Regions from separate parts of the Homo sapiens genome. Here all the other regions are linked to region 1. The links are chromatin contacts, found by Hi-C or POLR2A ChIA-PET in ENCODE. All regions are on one chromosome and are shown on one strand. The core of a region is the stretch at or near the end of the contact, and the rest is flanking DNA. Distances in the headings are between cores, read along the strand shown.

Region 1 (3,498 bases), core at 322-2,821:
CTAAGGTCAAAGGGCAAGGCTGTGCAGCTGATGAGATCAGAGATCTCACAGTGGTGCTCCCCTATCCACTCAGTCTTCAAGGAAGACACCTCCTCTCTGCTGGGCTTTGACTAAGGCTGCATTTCACTTTCATATTGTGTAATCCAGCTGCCCCAGTTGCCAGCTATGGGGTCCTGTGACACTGCTAGCCAACTGGGAGGAACCAACCGGTCACCAACTAACTCTGCTTCTCAGATGTGGGGGGAAATCCAAGCATCAGAGTCTCATGAAAACGAAACTTCAAGAAGCCTCGCAGAGCTGGGGTGGGGGTGGCAGAGGGTGGGGGGGCGTTCAGGCCACACCAGGCAGCAGCAACTGTGCGTGGAATGGCTTTGGCCAGGGCCTGGGCAGACTGGCCCGACTGGATGTAAATTATTCAGGGTCTCGCTTAAAAACACACACAGATCATGGCGTTACTAATTCCTATAGAGAGTCCATGGATGGCCTTCAGTGGGGCTTTGACCCCAAAATCATATGCACATTTTGTAACTATGTTCATTCATGCATTTTTCTGGGGGCCGGGGGTTCATAGCTTTCATCAGACCCTCCAAGAGCTCCCTGACTATAAAAAGATAAAGAAGCGCTGACAAGGATAGAGCTAGACCCTGCTACTGTTTTCCTCCTTCCTCTGGCTGCCGGGACAAAACCCCTAGGAATCGCTCATTCCGTCCTCCCTGCCGAGATCAGAGCTCCGCGACCCGCTTTCTTCTCGAATACACCAAGCGATCACAGATCTCTTCCCCCTTTTTCTGCGAGTGTAGACTCCAGGCTGGCCCCCACTCCCCACCCCCATCCGGTCCCGACCGCCTCTGCTGGTTTCCTGATCGCTTAAGAATTGGAAGTTGTTTCCAGGTCCCCAGGTGTGCAACTTGCCCGACGCGTTTCCCCCTGGGACACAGCTCCTCCCCACCCTCCCAGCTCCCACTGACATAATTTACTTTTGCCTGGGAGTCGGGAGGAGTAGTTTCTCCCGGACCCCTCCGAGGACCGCGTGCTATGCAACACCCGCCCTGCAGTCCAGGCGCCTGGGAGAAGCGCACTCGCCCGTGTCTCCAAACTGCTGGACGCCGCCGGCTCCGCGCTCCCGTGGCCAAAACGGGCTTCTCAGAACTGCTCCTGACCTCGGCCTCGGAGACCCCAGCCAGGCCGCCCGCTCCCTTACGTGGGTGACCCGGGCGCAGCGGCGGCGCTCTCCCTGCGACCCCGGCTCCCGGCACGTGTCCCTCCTGCCCGGCGCCGCGTCCCCTCCCCGGCCTGGGCCTGCGCGCACCGCGCTCCCGAGGGCACCGACGCCCCCGCACGGCCCGGGGAGATGGGGCGCCCGGTTCCCTCCAGCTCCACGTCCCGGCCCCCTTCCAAGTCCCGCCCGGGCGCCCCTGCTCCCAGCTCCCTACCCCGCGTCGCCGGCGGCCGGAGCAGCAGCAGCAGTAGCAGCGCCGGGAGACCGAGGGTCCGGCAGCCGCGCGCCCGCCGCGGGGCCATGGCGGCAGCTCCACAGGACACCGCTGGACTCCCCGGGCGAGCGCTGCCCAGGCCGGGGGGAGGTGGCGAGCGCTGCTCTGGGACCTGCCGCCCCGCCAGTCGCATTCGCTTTCGCTTTTGCTTTGGCCCCCGAGGGCTCGGAGAGGTGCAAAGCGGTGACAGATCCGTGACTCAGCGTCCCCACCCCTGCTGGGGAAGGAGCCCCGCCGGCCGCCGCGGCACCGCACAGCCACCCCTGTCCCCGGGACGCATGGGCCGTGCCCGGTGGGGACCCAGGACCTTACCCACGCAAGCCCGGGAGCCTCCCGGTCCTCCGCGCTCGTCGTGCTCTGGGACCTCCAGTGTGCACTCGGTCCGGTGTCCCCACTGCGAAGAGAGTGGGCAAAGTCATCGGAGAGCAGACTCTCTCCAGCCCTCTCTGCGGCTCGGATCCACTTGACCTCGCCCGGCGCTGGTCGCCTCCAGCTGCTCCGCCTTCGGCTTTCCTGGTCTCCCTCCGCGGCCCTGCGCTCGGTTGTGAGCGGCCGGCCTGGGTGAGTGCCCGCGGAGGTGTCGCCGCGGTGCGGAGGCGCGGGCACCTGCCTGGTGCGCTCTGGCCCGGGCGGAGCGCAGCCCCCGCCACCTGCTGGCTCCCGCGGCCCCCGGCGCCCGCTGGGGCCCCAGCTCCGCCACTTCGCCGAATTCCTGCTGCAGCTTTGCTCCCCTAGAAAATGCCTCATCTTAGAAGGAGAGGGGGCGGAGGGGGGAGAAGGGGGAGAGGAGCCACAGTGCTTCACCTCTGAGCCTCGCTTCCTTAGGTTCTTCCAGGCTGCCATCCTCCTCTTTGGCTGGTGGGTTTTTTTCTTTCTTGGGGTCTCAAGTGAAGCCTGAGAACCGGGTCTGTAAGCTCCCAAGTGCAGATTCTCAGGTCTAGCGGTGACATTGGACAGGACGAGACATCTCCAAGCCTCGGTCATTGCCTCTTAAAATCTCACAACGTGTTTATGAGGCTTTTGTGACATACTTGCAAATTCTCTTTGAAAACGAAATAATCTGTACAATAATCCCCCAAGACACAGGTTTACCTTTATAACAAACCTGCACTTATAACCCTGAACTTAAAAGTTAAATAAAAGAATTTAGGGCCGAGCGCGGTGGCCACTCCTGAAATCCAAGCACTTTCGGAGGCCAAGGCAGGTGGATCGCCTGAAGTCAGGAATTCGAGACTAGCCTGGCCAACATGGTGAAACCCCATCTCTACTAAAAATACCAAAATTAGCTGGGCATGGTGGCGGGCGCCTGTAATCCCAGCTATTCAGGAGGCTGAGGCAGGAGAATCACTTGAACCCAGGAGGCTGAGGTTGCAGTGAGCTGAGATCGCACCACTGCACTCCAGCCTGGGCAACACAGCCAGTTCCTGTCTCTTAAATTTAAAAAAAAAAAGTAGAAAGAATAATGAACCTACCATCCGGCAGTGACCACACAAGGTCCATTCTTTTTTTCTAAGCAGGAATAGCCACCCTTACTCCAACTGGGGAAATCCCACATTATTCAATTTCTCTCAATACTTAATAATAAATCTCAAGATGATAAGATCAAATTTAAAAATTAACAATATTCCTTAATATTCTCAAATATATTGAGGGTTTATTGAATGCAGGCTAAGCATAGCATGTATACAATAGAGCATTTTTTATTCTATGGACATTTATGAAGTAGAGATTTCTCCATTATTACAGACTCTTTGTAAAAGTTTTTAATGGCTGCAAATTATCATAGTTTAACATCCCCTCTATTATTTTAATATTAAAGATAACATTGTCATAAATGTCTTTCTACAAAATCTTGTGAATTTAAGATCGCTTAGAATAGATTTCCTACAGTGGAACTATTGAGTCAACTGGTAGGGAATATTTTTAAAGGCTTTTTCTCTTTTAAACAAATATTTCTATCTTGCTTTCCAAAAGTCTTGTATCAATATACCTTCTAACTAGCATT
Region 2 (3,498 bases), core at 453-2,952, 500 kb after region 1:
CATTTCAGATGCACTGAGTGAGTGTCTTGTTCTTTTAGTCCAAGAATTCCTGAATATGTATTCACTCATTGCCCGTTATTTCCTGTGTATTTGGACGAGAAAACTGTAAGGAAACATTGTGAGTGCAACATTAATTTCCCATAAATTACTGTGTGAAAATAAATAACATTTAAAAGGTGTTAGAATTCCTAAAATGCGTTTTACGCCTTGAGAGAGATGCGACTGTGATCTGAGTCACATATGGTTACAACTTCTGTTTCTCAGATTATAGATTAACTTGCTTCCTTTTTTCTCTTGTTCTGTACAATGACTAGAGAGAATTAAACAATTGTCAGGGACAAACACTTCCTGACTTCTTTTATTCTTTTTTTCTTTTTGAGACGGAGTTTCACTGTTTCGCCCATGCTGGAGTGCAGTGGTGTGGTCTCAGCTCACTGCAACCTCCGCCCCATGGGTTCAAGTGATTATCCTGCCTCAGCCTCCTGAGTAGCTGGGATTATAGGTGCCCACCACCCCGCCTGGCTAATTTTTGTATTTTTAGTGGAGACAGAGTTTCGCCATGTTGGCCAGGCTGGTCTCAAACTCCTGACCCCAAGGTGATCCACCCGCTTCAGCCTCCAAAGTGCTGGGATTACAGGTGTGAGCCACCGTGCCTGGCCGCCTCCTGCCTTTTTAATTAATGAATCTTGTTAAAGATTACCTTTTCCTTTTTTTGTCCTATTTTCCTTAGACCAGATGACAGAAAACCCATGACTATAGCACACTCTGTAAAAGATGTTAAATGTCCCTTTCCCAAAAAGAAACACTGCCTGTAACCAAGTTCCTGGAACTATGCACCAGCCTTGTATGAAAAAATGTAATCCTGCTAAAAATGCCTCTGTCTCTCCCTATGGAAACCCTAAAGTTCCCTCCTTTACAACTCTGACTTCATTCTTTTGGGGTGTTTCCAGGTGGGCCATCCTCAAACTTTGAGTTTGAATAAATGCTCTTTAAATTAGATTCTGGCCTTTTTGATTATTTCAGGTTGACAGCTGTAAATCGACTCATTTTTGTAAATTTGCTATAAAATCTAACATTTGCCAAATCACAGTTTGGTTACATAGCAGGGGAACCTGCAGAATGTCTGAGTGATCCCCAGTTTCTGAAATAACAACGTGTAAGCGTTCTCAGGATCAGAACGCCGCCAGAGGACGTTAAAGAAAAGAGGCTTATCTGTCACTACAGATGGGGGCAGCATGAAAAGTTAATTCTTGTCTTAGTGCAGGGACACGTCTTTGGAAGGATGTGGTTTCCGTGGGTTTTCTTTTCTTTGCTACAATTGTGGTAATTTCCAGGGCTCCTAGCTCAACTGAAAGGTTCATGGATTGCAGCATTTTTGAGAGCTTCAGATGAAGCAGTTTCTGAATAAAATGCTTGAAATTAAAAACTTTCTTAGATGGATTTTGCCTTAAAACTATGGAAATACCAGGATGACATACTTTTTAAAAAGTATCAAGTTCAAGGAGTTTTTCTTTTTAATTTTAAATGATAATAATATCTTGTAGTTAGTATGGTACTTTCTCCAAAAAAGATCCAAACTTCTCTGCAAGTGCTATTATTGTTATTATTATTATTTTTCACGTTATCCTTAGGAAGCAAAAAAGGAGAACCAGTGTCACAAAGAAATGTTAGGTGACTTGTTCAAAGTAACTCACACACTCATGCCCTGAAGCCATAACCGGAAGTAGAGCTTTGTGTGTTCTATGAATAGAAAGTGAAACTCAGTTTTCTTTTTCATAAAAGAAAAATTTCAAAGTGATATTGACCAAGAATGTTCAACTGGTGCATATTGGGAGTGTGGGAGTCAAGGGCAGTGATGTGAATCCAGGAACACTAGCGTTCTGCCTCTTGGCATCACCCTGGGAGGCCTCTCTTCAGAGGCCTGCAAAACCACGGCGGCCTGCCCTCAAATCCAACCTGAGGGAACGACCCAGAGACAGAGCTGTTCCTATAGGATCTAGAGCTACTTAGGTGTGAAATAGTAACACTACTTAAATGTCAGAATACAGATCGGCCTTTCAGAATTCAAAGGAGACACAGAGGAAGGTAGACTTTAGTTCACTTTTAATTTTTAAGGGAAAATTATTTCCTTGAAATTAAAAAGAAATAGCATCCTTACTGTGTTAGATGCATCTTTCCTTTCCAAACAAATTTTAGAAATAAATCCTCTTATTTTTCCACAGTTTTATCAGAGATAGAACACAGAAACTTTGGATACTTGAGTTATTAATCTTTCTTTTACTGCAGCATAACTAAAAAGAGGGAAACTGTTTCAGTGTTTATTTTTCCCTGTGTTTCAAAGTTTTATGGTTAATTATTTTTTTCTAATTGTTTTAAATCTACTTGTAAGTGGATAGTTAAAAGATTTATGACAACTCTTCTTGTAGACAAATTTTATTGTGGATTTTCCTATTTTTTTACTTTTTAAAATGTAAGTAATGGAAACTGTTAAAAATCTAAGTTGGAAATCTAGTAGTGCAAAAGTTGGCTGGCATCCGCACTGAAGGGGGTACTGAGAAGGGATCGTGCAATTTCAAGCCCTGCAGACTTTGTAAGACAGAAAATGTAAATATTAACAACAAAGAAATGTTAGAAAAAAAGTAAAAGAAAGAAGAGCTAGCCCTTCTTTCCTCTTGCCAAGACAGCAGCCTCTCAGAATGCTGATCTACGTTAGACCCTGAGCCAGTAATTTATGCCAGAGCCTGGATGATGTACAAAGTCATTTTGATCTAGCACACAGAAAATTCATTGTGAAGATTCTTTTGATTTGAGCCTCATTCAGATTCAGGTTCAGATTTCATGAATTATCCTGTACATCTATGTCCCCAGACGGTGCCGTCCCATTAGGGCCCCTGGTTTTACAGCTCCCAGCCCCTCTGCCTGTAACTCTTACTCTCTGTCCTGGGCAGGGGTAAAGTGGGTGCCTCAGAGCCCTGTTGATAAACGGCAGAGCTGGGCTTGAACTTCGGAATCCAAGTCCACAGGAATTTTCACATTTTGTAGCTTCCTAAATGGCTTTATCATATTTTCACCCTTCCATAGGTGATATATCCCTCATCTAGGAACTTTAAAAACTTTAACAATTTAATCCAAATGACCCTAATTAATAACAAGTGAATACCTGTCCTCAGAATCTCCTGAATAATCTGGTATTCAACAGGTGCGCTCTTTGGAGGCAGAGAGCAGATGAATAACTTCCTTTAAAAAATAACAATGCCCTGGAGAAGTACATAGTTAATTTATCTTATCTGATGTCTACACTAGCATACACAGGTAACTGTCCTCCCAAGAAAGGTCATTCCCAACATGTTCCCAGAACAAAGCATTATCCATATCACGTATCAATCGTTGCCTTTTGCATTCACTTGTGGTATTTAATCAGTTACTTTGACAAGCAAGGTTTGAATAATTAAGACATCTCAAAAACAACAACTCGGGGTGTTGGAAAAGGTGATTCAA
Region 3 (3,498 bases), core at 999-3,498, 310 kb before region 1:
GAGGGGCCTAAGAAGACTGTCTGGGGATAAATTAGGGATTAGGCATGGAGAACACCGAACCCACAGGTAAACAAAAAGAACACCCGCCATGTCCAAGAAAAGCAAGACATTACACAAAAAGAGAAACATAGTCCCCACATAGCAAGTGGCTCAGCTGCAATATTCACAGTCACAATAATGTCAACACTGAAATCTGATTTAAACAAAAACAATTCTACTGGAGGACCCTGGGGGGAACGTACGGGGGAGTGGGGGAGCAGCCAGTAGGTTAGAGGTTCATCTACCACAGAAGGACGTCCATAGGGAATGCAGAATTTCTTTATTTCTTTATTTATTTATTTTATTTATTTTTGAGACGGAGTCTCACTCTGTCGCCCAGGCTGGAGTGCAATGGCATGATCTCAGCTCACTACAACCTCTGCCTATCAGGTTCAAGTGATTCTCCTGCCTCAGCCTCCCCAGTAGCTGAGATTACAGGTGCCCGCCACTATGCTTGGCTAATTTTTGTATTTTTATTTATTTATTTTGAGACAGAGTTTTGCTCTTGTCACCCAGGCTGGAGTGCAATGGCCCAATCTCGGCTTACTGCAACCTCTGCCTTCCAGGTTCGAGTGATTCTTCTGCCTCAGTCTCCCAAGTAGCTGGAACTACAGGCACCCGCCACAATGCTCGGCTAATTTTTGTATTTTTAGTAGAGACGGGGTTTCGCCATGTTGGCCAGGCTGGTCTCGAACTCCTGACTTCAAGTGATCCACCTGCCTCGGCCTCCCAAAGTGCTGGCATTACAGGCATGAGAGACTGCGCAACAGCCCAAAACCTAAATGTTTTGGTCGCGGTACACCACACATCCAGAATTTGAGGTCAGAATGTTAAAATTGTCTAAAGCTCCTACGGTTCGCCTCTGGTGCTGCTGGAATGGCAGTATTGTTTTGGATCCAACACATTCAGCTTATTCATTACACTGGGAATAAAAAACATCAGCAGAACTTATTTGGGGAGAAATATATTAAATAAAAAATGACAATGTCAAAAATACCAGTGAACCTCAAAAGTTGCGGATTCATTAGTTTAAAATGTGCCTTTCTTCTACAGATGCATTCCATAACAAACGATGCAGAAGACATGCTCAGAAGTGATGCCATGAACAGAAATATTAAAATATGTGTTTAAATAAGCTTCTGCCGTTAGCTATTCACTGCTTACTCAATTAAGCTAATCAAATGCAGATCACAGTGTCAGGGTCAAAGTCTTGTGCTTGCCTGGACTGGAATGCCAAGTAAAAACACATGCTTATTAGATACCTTTGATCATGTCAAAGGTGGTTATTTTGCAAAGTCAATTAAAATATCTTTGCCTTGCTATGACTGCAACTTCCTCTTCAGCTAAATTTACCCTTAAGACTTTTCCCTCTTAGGTGCACTACTGTTTTTACCAGGATGAATATGCTTTAGATTTTTTTTTTCTTTTTAGGCTTTCATAGTGCTTCCGTCGCTCATTTCAGTGACCATATTATTGCTTCATAGGCAGCAAAAAAATTTGCTTCCCCAAAGAGTGTCCTTCCCTCAAATCCATTTCATTCTTGGGCTGCTCGGATTTTGGTAAAGTAGGCTGCGAACTGGGATGGCACTTTTCGGAGTGTGCCGGGGTGCCCCAAGGCCACCTTCACTGGAGCGGAGTCGGGGTCACGCGGACGCCTCTGCAGGATGCTCGGACACTGCGCCACGGCCTCACCCGCGCCAGTGGAGGGGGGTTTAGCTCTTACCGTGGGCTCGCGCCTGGCTTCCCCGAGAGGGAGCACCGTGGGCGTTTCCCAGGCTCTCCCCCGCCACTGGGCAACGGCCCCGCACGCGTCCCGCACCTTCCCCAGGGCGCGCGGCGCTCGGTGGGTTTGCGGTTGCGAAACCCCACACCTGGCGAGCCGCACGGACTGCAACCCCGCAGTGCGCTGGCCTGGGACAAGGCACCAGACATGAGAGCCCGTCTGGGATGCGCGGCACCACTGGGACCCTGCTTTCACCGCGGCCCACCCCGCCAAACGCCCCCGCCCACGGAGCCAGCGCGGGGCGCGCCACCACCTCCCCGGCGCAGGCCATCGGATACGCGGCCGGCCTCAGGAGCCGGCGCCGCTGCCTCGCTCTGACCTCCGCGGCGCCCGCACGTACCCACGTCGCCCAGGAAGCAGCCGTCCGCCGCCCGGGGCTCCATGCGGCTCACCGGCGGCCGCGCGGCGACTCTGGGCGCCGGGACCTGGGCCGGGCCGCGCGGGGCCGCTGGGCGGGGCCAGTCTGCGCTGGGCCGCGCGTCGTCCCGAGGCGACCGAGCCGGGAGTTGTAGTTCCCGCCGCCTTGGCGAGGTTCCCGGAGGCGCTGTCCCTGGGTCCGGACTCCGCTGTCGCTGCCCACCCCGCTTCGCCCGTCGCGCCGAGGAGTGTGTGTGCTTGCATCTGCAAACCGTGCGTCCCGTGCACAGAATACGTCCGGTGCAAAACGTGTCCTGTGCACTTGTCCTATGTAAACGTGTGTGTCCGTGTGCAAAACATGCATCCTGTGCATATGTCCTGTGCAAAACATGCGTCCGTGTGTAAACTTGTATCCATTGTAAGCATGCTTCCCTGTGTCCCTTTGCAAAGCATGGATATGTGTTTCCATGTGCAAAACATGTGTCCTGTACAAAACATGCATCCTGTGCATGTGTCCTGTGCAAGCGTGTCCTGTGCAAGCGTGTGCAAAACATGTGTCCATGTATAAACATGTATGTATTGCAAATGTGTCCTGTGCAAGCATGTGTCTGTGTCCACGTGCAAAGCATGCGTCTAGCTTCCAGAGTTCACTTGCATTGTACAGATGCTGATGATGCTCCAGAGTACTCGAGTTCCCCCATGCTTTAACTTTCAAGAACCGCTTCCCACCAGAGCCGGTGTTCATAATCACTGTTTCTTTGATCTTTCAAGATAATAATTTCAAATCGTTCAAATCAATTTCTTAATGCCTTTTCTTTACGGGTGGTTTTTAATCCAATGTTCCCCTAAGCTGCTTAGCAAATGGAAGCTGGGGCACAACCTGGCAGAAATGAAAAACCTGTTTCCTGTTTCCGGAATAATACCCAGTCAACAATTGAGTAAGGGATTTTTATTTTATTTATTTATTTTTGCAAAGCAGCTTCCCAAGTTTAGAAGGTTTAACCTTGTGAAAGTTCACTGTAGCCCTGTCAGGAGATTCGTCACTCACCTGACCTGTACTGAACCTCCATGCAGAAGTTAGTTTGGGCTCAAAAGTAAAAGTATCAGGAATCATCCAGTCTGGAAATAGGTGAGGCCTGGCAGAGCAGCCAGTTTGATCTCTCACACTACAAAGCTTCTGGGATGACCCAGGTCTCCATCTGCAGTCCAGACCGAAGGCACTATACCTAGGGGACATTGAACCATATCTTTTGGAAAGCAGAGCCCCTGGAAATGTGGAGCCCCAGGCCTGGGAATGGAATTTCAAGCCATTTGCACTG
Region 4 (3,498 bases), core at 513-3,012, 290 kb after region 1:
TACTGGATCATACATTCACAAATTTCAAACATAAAGAGGTTAAAGAGGCTGGGTGATGTGGCTCATGCCTATAATCCCAGCACTTTGAGAGGCTGAGACAGGCCAATTGCTTGAGCCCAGGAGTTCGAGACCAGCCTAGGCAACTTGGCAAAACCCTGTTTTTACTAAAAATACAAAAAACTAGCTGGGCATGGTGGTGCATGACTGTAGTCCCAGCTATTTGGGAGGCTGAGGTGGGAGGATCACCTGAGCCCAGGAAGTTGAGGCTGCAGTAAGCTGAGATCGTACCACTGCACTCCAGCCTGGGAGACAAGAGTGAGATCCTGTCTCAAAAAAAAAAAAAAAAAAAAAAGTTAAAGATTTTTAAAAATTCATTTTTTAATTATTTACTGCTAGTATGTAGAAATGACAATTGCTTTTTAAAACAGTAGTTGTCAACATGGGCTCCCCTCCCTGGGTCTTCATCTTCCCTGAATGGCGATTCTTCAGTATATTTTTACTTCCCTATATGCCCAAGCAGATTATTTTTACGTTTTTTTTTTTTCAGCTGTTAGATAAAGATACTGAGATACCAAGAACATAAATAACTTTTCCTAAACAAATTTAAGACTGAATTATAGACTCAGTGATCTAGGATGATTTATGTACTTATTTATTTTCAGAGATGGTTGCCCAGGCTGGTCTTGAACTCCTGGGCCCAATAAATCCTCTTGTCTCAGCTTCCTGAGCAGCTGGGACTACAGGTATGCACCACTGCACCTGGATAGGATGATTTGGTCTTGTCTTAAGGAGCAACACATACATATATTTTTTTCCCTTTTCCAGATTCCGGGGTCTGTTATCTGTGTGATGAGGCCATGGGGAAAATGCAGTGAATATAGGCTTTGCCATAGGTAAGACGTTGCAGTTAGGAAAGTGGAAGTGACTTAGGGTGGAGAAATGGGAAGAGAAATTGGTTTAGTGTGTGGAGAGAGGAGGCAGTAAGACTTAACTCTTCCCAGGGGTAGACATTAAATGGCTCATATTTCTGGTCACTGACTGAGTTATTTTGTACCTGGACAACTTCAGAAGTCAGCATGTCAGAATGCATAAATGAAGAGGGCCATATGATGTGACTCTATCTGACACAGTTTTATCTATTTATTTTGAAAATGGTGCCAGGTGTGGTGGCTCACGCTTGTAATCGCAGCACTTTGGGAGGCTGAGGCAGGTGGCTCACCTGAGATCAGGAGTTTGAGACCAGCCTGGCCAACATGGTGAGACCCCCCTCTCTACTAAAAATACAAAAATTAGCTGGGTGTGGTGGTGTGCACGTGTAGTCCCAGCCACTTGGGAGGCTGAGGCAGGAGAATTGCTTGAACCCGGGAGGCGGAGGTTGCAGTGAGCCGAGATCGCGCCATTGTACTCCAGCCTGGGCAACAAGAGCAAAAACTCCGTCTCAAAAACAAACAAACAAAACAAAACAACAACAACGACAACAACAAAAGAATATGGGTGTTTAAGACTCAGGAACATGGGACAAGAATTCTGTGCTCTACTTTCTGGTGAGCTACGACCCGGAACCAGTTGCTTTCCCTCTCCACAAATCTCTCACGGAGATAATGATGCCTTCTTTTTCCCATTTCATATGAGAAGTATAAGTTACCTAATATTACTCATTCTTCTACCAAGAAACTAGAGGAATATTTTTGAGGTAACTGATTGTGTCATGCAAGGTTTAAAAGCCCTTCAATGGTTTCCTGTTGCTCTTGCGTTTAATGACACACGTCCTAACCACAGCTCACCGTGTCCTGGGGCATCTGGTTCTTGCCTGTCTCTCTAGCCTCAGCTCAGCCTACACTCCTCGGCCACAGAGGCTTTCTTGAACTCTTGTTTTTGCACACTCCCTCCCATGTAACACCTTTGTGCTTGCTGTTTCCTCTGGATAGTAAGGGTCCGGTTCCCTCTTTACCAGGTGGTTTCTAATGCATCAGATGGTGTCATGGCATCAAGGAGTCTTCCCACCCTCCGGGCTAGATTAGGCCCTATGACATGCGCTCATCGGACCACATGCCTCCTTTGTAGGACACCCAGAGTTGCAGTTTCACCTTTATTGGTGTCATTATTTGCTTCATGCCCGTTCTCTCACTAGACTTAAGCACCTTGAGAGTAGGAACTGGGCCAGTTTTGACTCAGCACTCTCTTCCCAAGATCTAGCCCCCTGCCTGGGATAGTAAGCACCCACTAAATATTTGCCAAATAAATGAAGGAAAGACATTTTTATTCATTTCATCCTAACTGTAGATTTTCCCAGTTCTTAAACTTGTTTTCTGAAACGTGGGTTTGGATAAGAAGCATTCAGGAACAGATTATTGAAATTGGGAAAGAAAGTGAAAGATGCTCTTCCAATGGCCTTGCTACAAGTAATTAGTATTCAACCACTTCCCCCGTCTGGAACCTAGTTTCAAGTGCCAAGAGAAAATGTGTCTAGCATTTAAATGGATTCTTCCAGAACACCAGTGGCCATGCAATTGCTGAAGTAGCCAAGCTCCTGTGCATTGTAAATGTCAGCCTTGTTCCAACACCTCTGCTAAGGTAAGGACGAGAACCGAAGAGCGTTACCTTTCAATTTATGATTTCCTGGTGCGTGTGTGATGCCTGGGAGGCCCAGGCTACGTTCCTTTAGCCACTGAAGGACTCTGACAGCTGCCTCCTGGGGGTGTGGGAGCCAAGAGGCGGGAAGTCAAACTTCAGATGTGTCTATTGAATGGCAGGATGAAGAGCCTGGTAGCAGTGCTTGCGGAAGGGCTGGGAAGCCGAATTCTTTGAGAGTAATGAAGCCACTTCCGGGCAGGTAGCACAGGGAGCTGATGAAGCCCAGTGTTTGAATCAGACCTCTTTTAGCTCCAGTCCTGGTTCAGTACTCTCTAGGTGTGTGATCTTGGACAAGATGTTCAAGCCCCAAGCCTATGAGTCTCTAACTAAGGTTGTGTAGAATAAATGAGACAGTGTACCTCAGACCTTTGATAAAAAGTGAATGTTCAATAAAGGTAACAGGATACTGTGACCCCAAATAGCCACAGCGCCTTCTCCCGTGGGTGGAGGGTGGAGCCTATGGGTATCTGTGTGTGCTTTCTCCCCCACACTGTGGGCATGTATTTATATTTTTAAAGCTAAATTGAAATGAATCCTAGTTCAACCTTGAATGGGAAGAAGTATTGCAAAAGGGCAATAGGCTATCAGAGGGTGGGTGTGGAAGTGGGAGAGGCAGGTACCTATTTACTTAGGGAATATTTACCAATCTCTACCATGTGTGGGAATCTGTGCTTAGCACTGAGGATAGACCAGAGGGTGGGATAGACAGTTGCCCCTGCCCCGATGGTGGCTGCCATCCAGCAGGGAGGGCAGATGTGAAGCATTACATACGTGCTTACTTGCCATTGTGCATGTATGTTGTATGTTATGAACAAGTGCAAAGCACCCCGAGTTCACAGACAGGGGCTGTAACTGTCTAGTTTG

Evidence for each region. Hi-C counts contacts between places; a loop is a spot of excess contacts on that map. ChIA-PET counts read pairs that join two places held with the same protein, here RNA polymerase II (POLR2A). Pooled maps may share reads with other maps.
Region 2: a pooled map shows a loop between it and region 1 (6-fold over the local background). The contact joins the enhancer-like site here to the promoter of IL15RA in region 1. A Hi-C loop is called at or near these places in 2 of 37 single-sample maps with no recorded cell type and 4 of 50 pooled maps.
Region 3: a pooled map shows a loop between it and region 1 (2.5-fold over the local background). The contact joins the promoter of ASB13 here to the promoter of IL15RA in region 1. A Hi-C loop is called at or near these places in 1 of 50 pooled maps. POLR2A ChIA-PET finds 5 or more read pairs at or near these places in 2 of 52 experiments (BJ and HEK293T).
Region 4: a pooled map shows a loop between it and region 1 (4-fold over the local background). The contact joins the enhancer-like site here to the promoter of IL15RA in region 1. A Hi-C loop is called at or near these places in 1 of 37 single-sample maps with no recorded cell type and 5 of 50 pooled maps. POLR2A ChIA-PET finds 5 or more read pairs at or near these places in 3 of 52 experiments (Caco-2, activated CD4-positive, alpha-beta T cell and activated CD8-positive, alpha-beta memory T cell).

What each region holds. Positions count from the first base shown.
Region 1 is chr10:5,975,972-5,979,469 of GRCh38, forward strand. IL15RA (interleukin 15 receptor subunit alpha) reads right to left here and starts at 1,572. Exons shown (of 7, transcript NM_002189.4): 1 at 1,434-1,572. The coding sequence starts at 1,521. RefSeq lists enhancers at 1-95, 226-305 and silencers at 1,196-1,575, 1,666-2,335.
Region 2 is chr10:6,472,354-6,475,851 of GRCh38, forward strand. The region is part of intron 12 of PRKCQ (protein kinase C theta); the gene reads right to left. Among named protein-coding and RNA genes, the nearest start is that of PRKCQ, 110 kb to the right of the region's middle. RefSeq lists an enhancer at 1,647-1,826. Within about 2 kb of position 1,703, at least 7 of the 41 ENCODE cell types and tissues checked have a DNase peak (open chromatin) inside an H3K27ac peak, as active enhancers do.
Region 3 is chr10:5,664,347-5,667,844 of GRCh38, forward strand. It overlaps ASB13 (ankyrin repeat and SOCS box containing 13), which reads right to left and starts at 2,249. Exons shown (of 6, transcript NM_024701.4): 1 at 2,163-2,249. The coding sequence starts at 2,205. RefSeq lists silencers at 1,833-1,882, 2,183-2,252.
Region 4 is chr10:6,268,694-6,272,191 of GRCh38, forward strand. It overlaps a transcript of PFKFB3 not described here. Among named protein-coding and RNA genes, the nearest start is that of LINC02649, 56 kb to the right of the region's middle. RefSeq lists silencers at 1,639-1,839, 3,279-3,479 and an enhancer at 1,969-2,018. Within about 2 kb of position 1,763, at least 8 of the 41 ENCODE cell types and tissues checked have a DNase peak (open chromatin) inside an H3K27ac peak, as active enhancers do.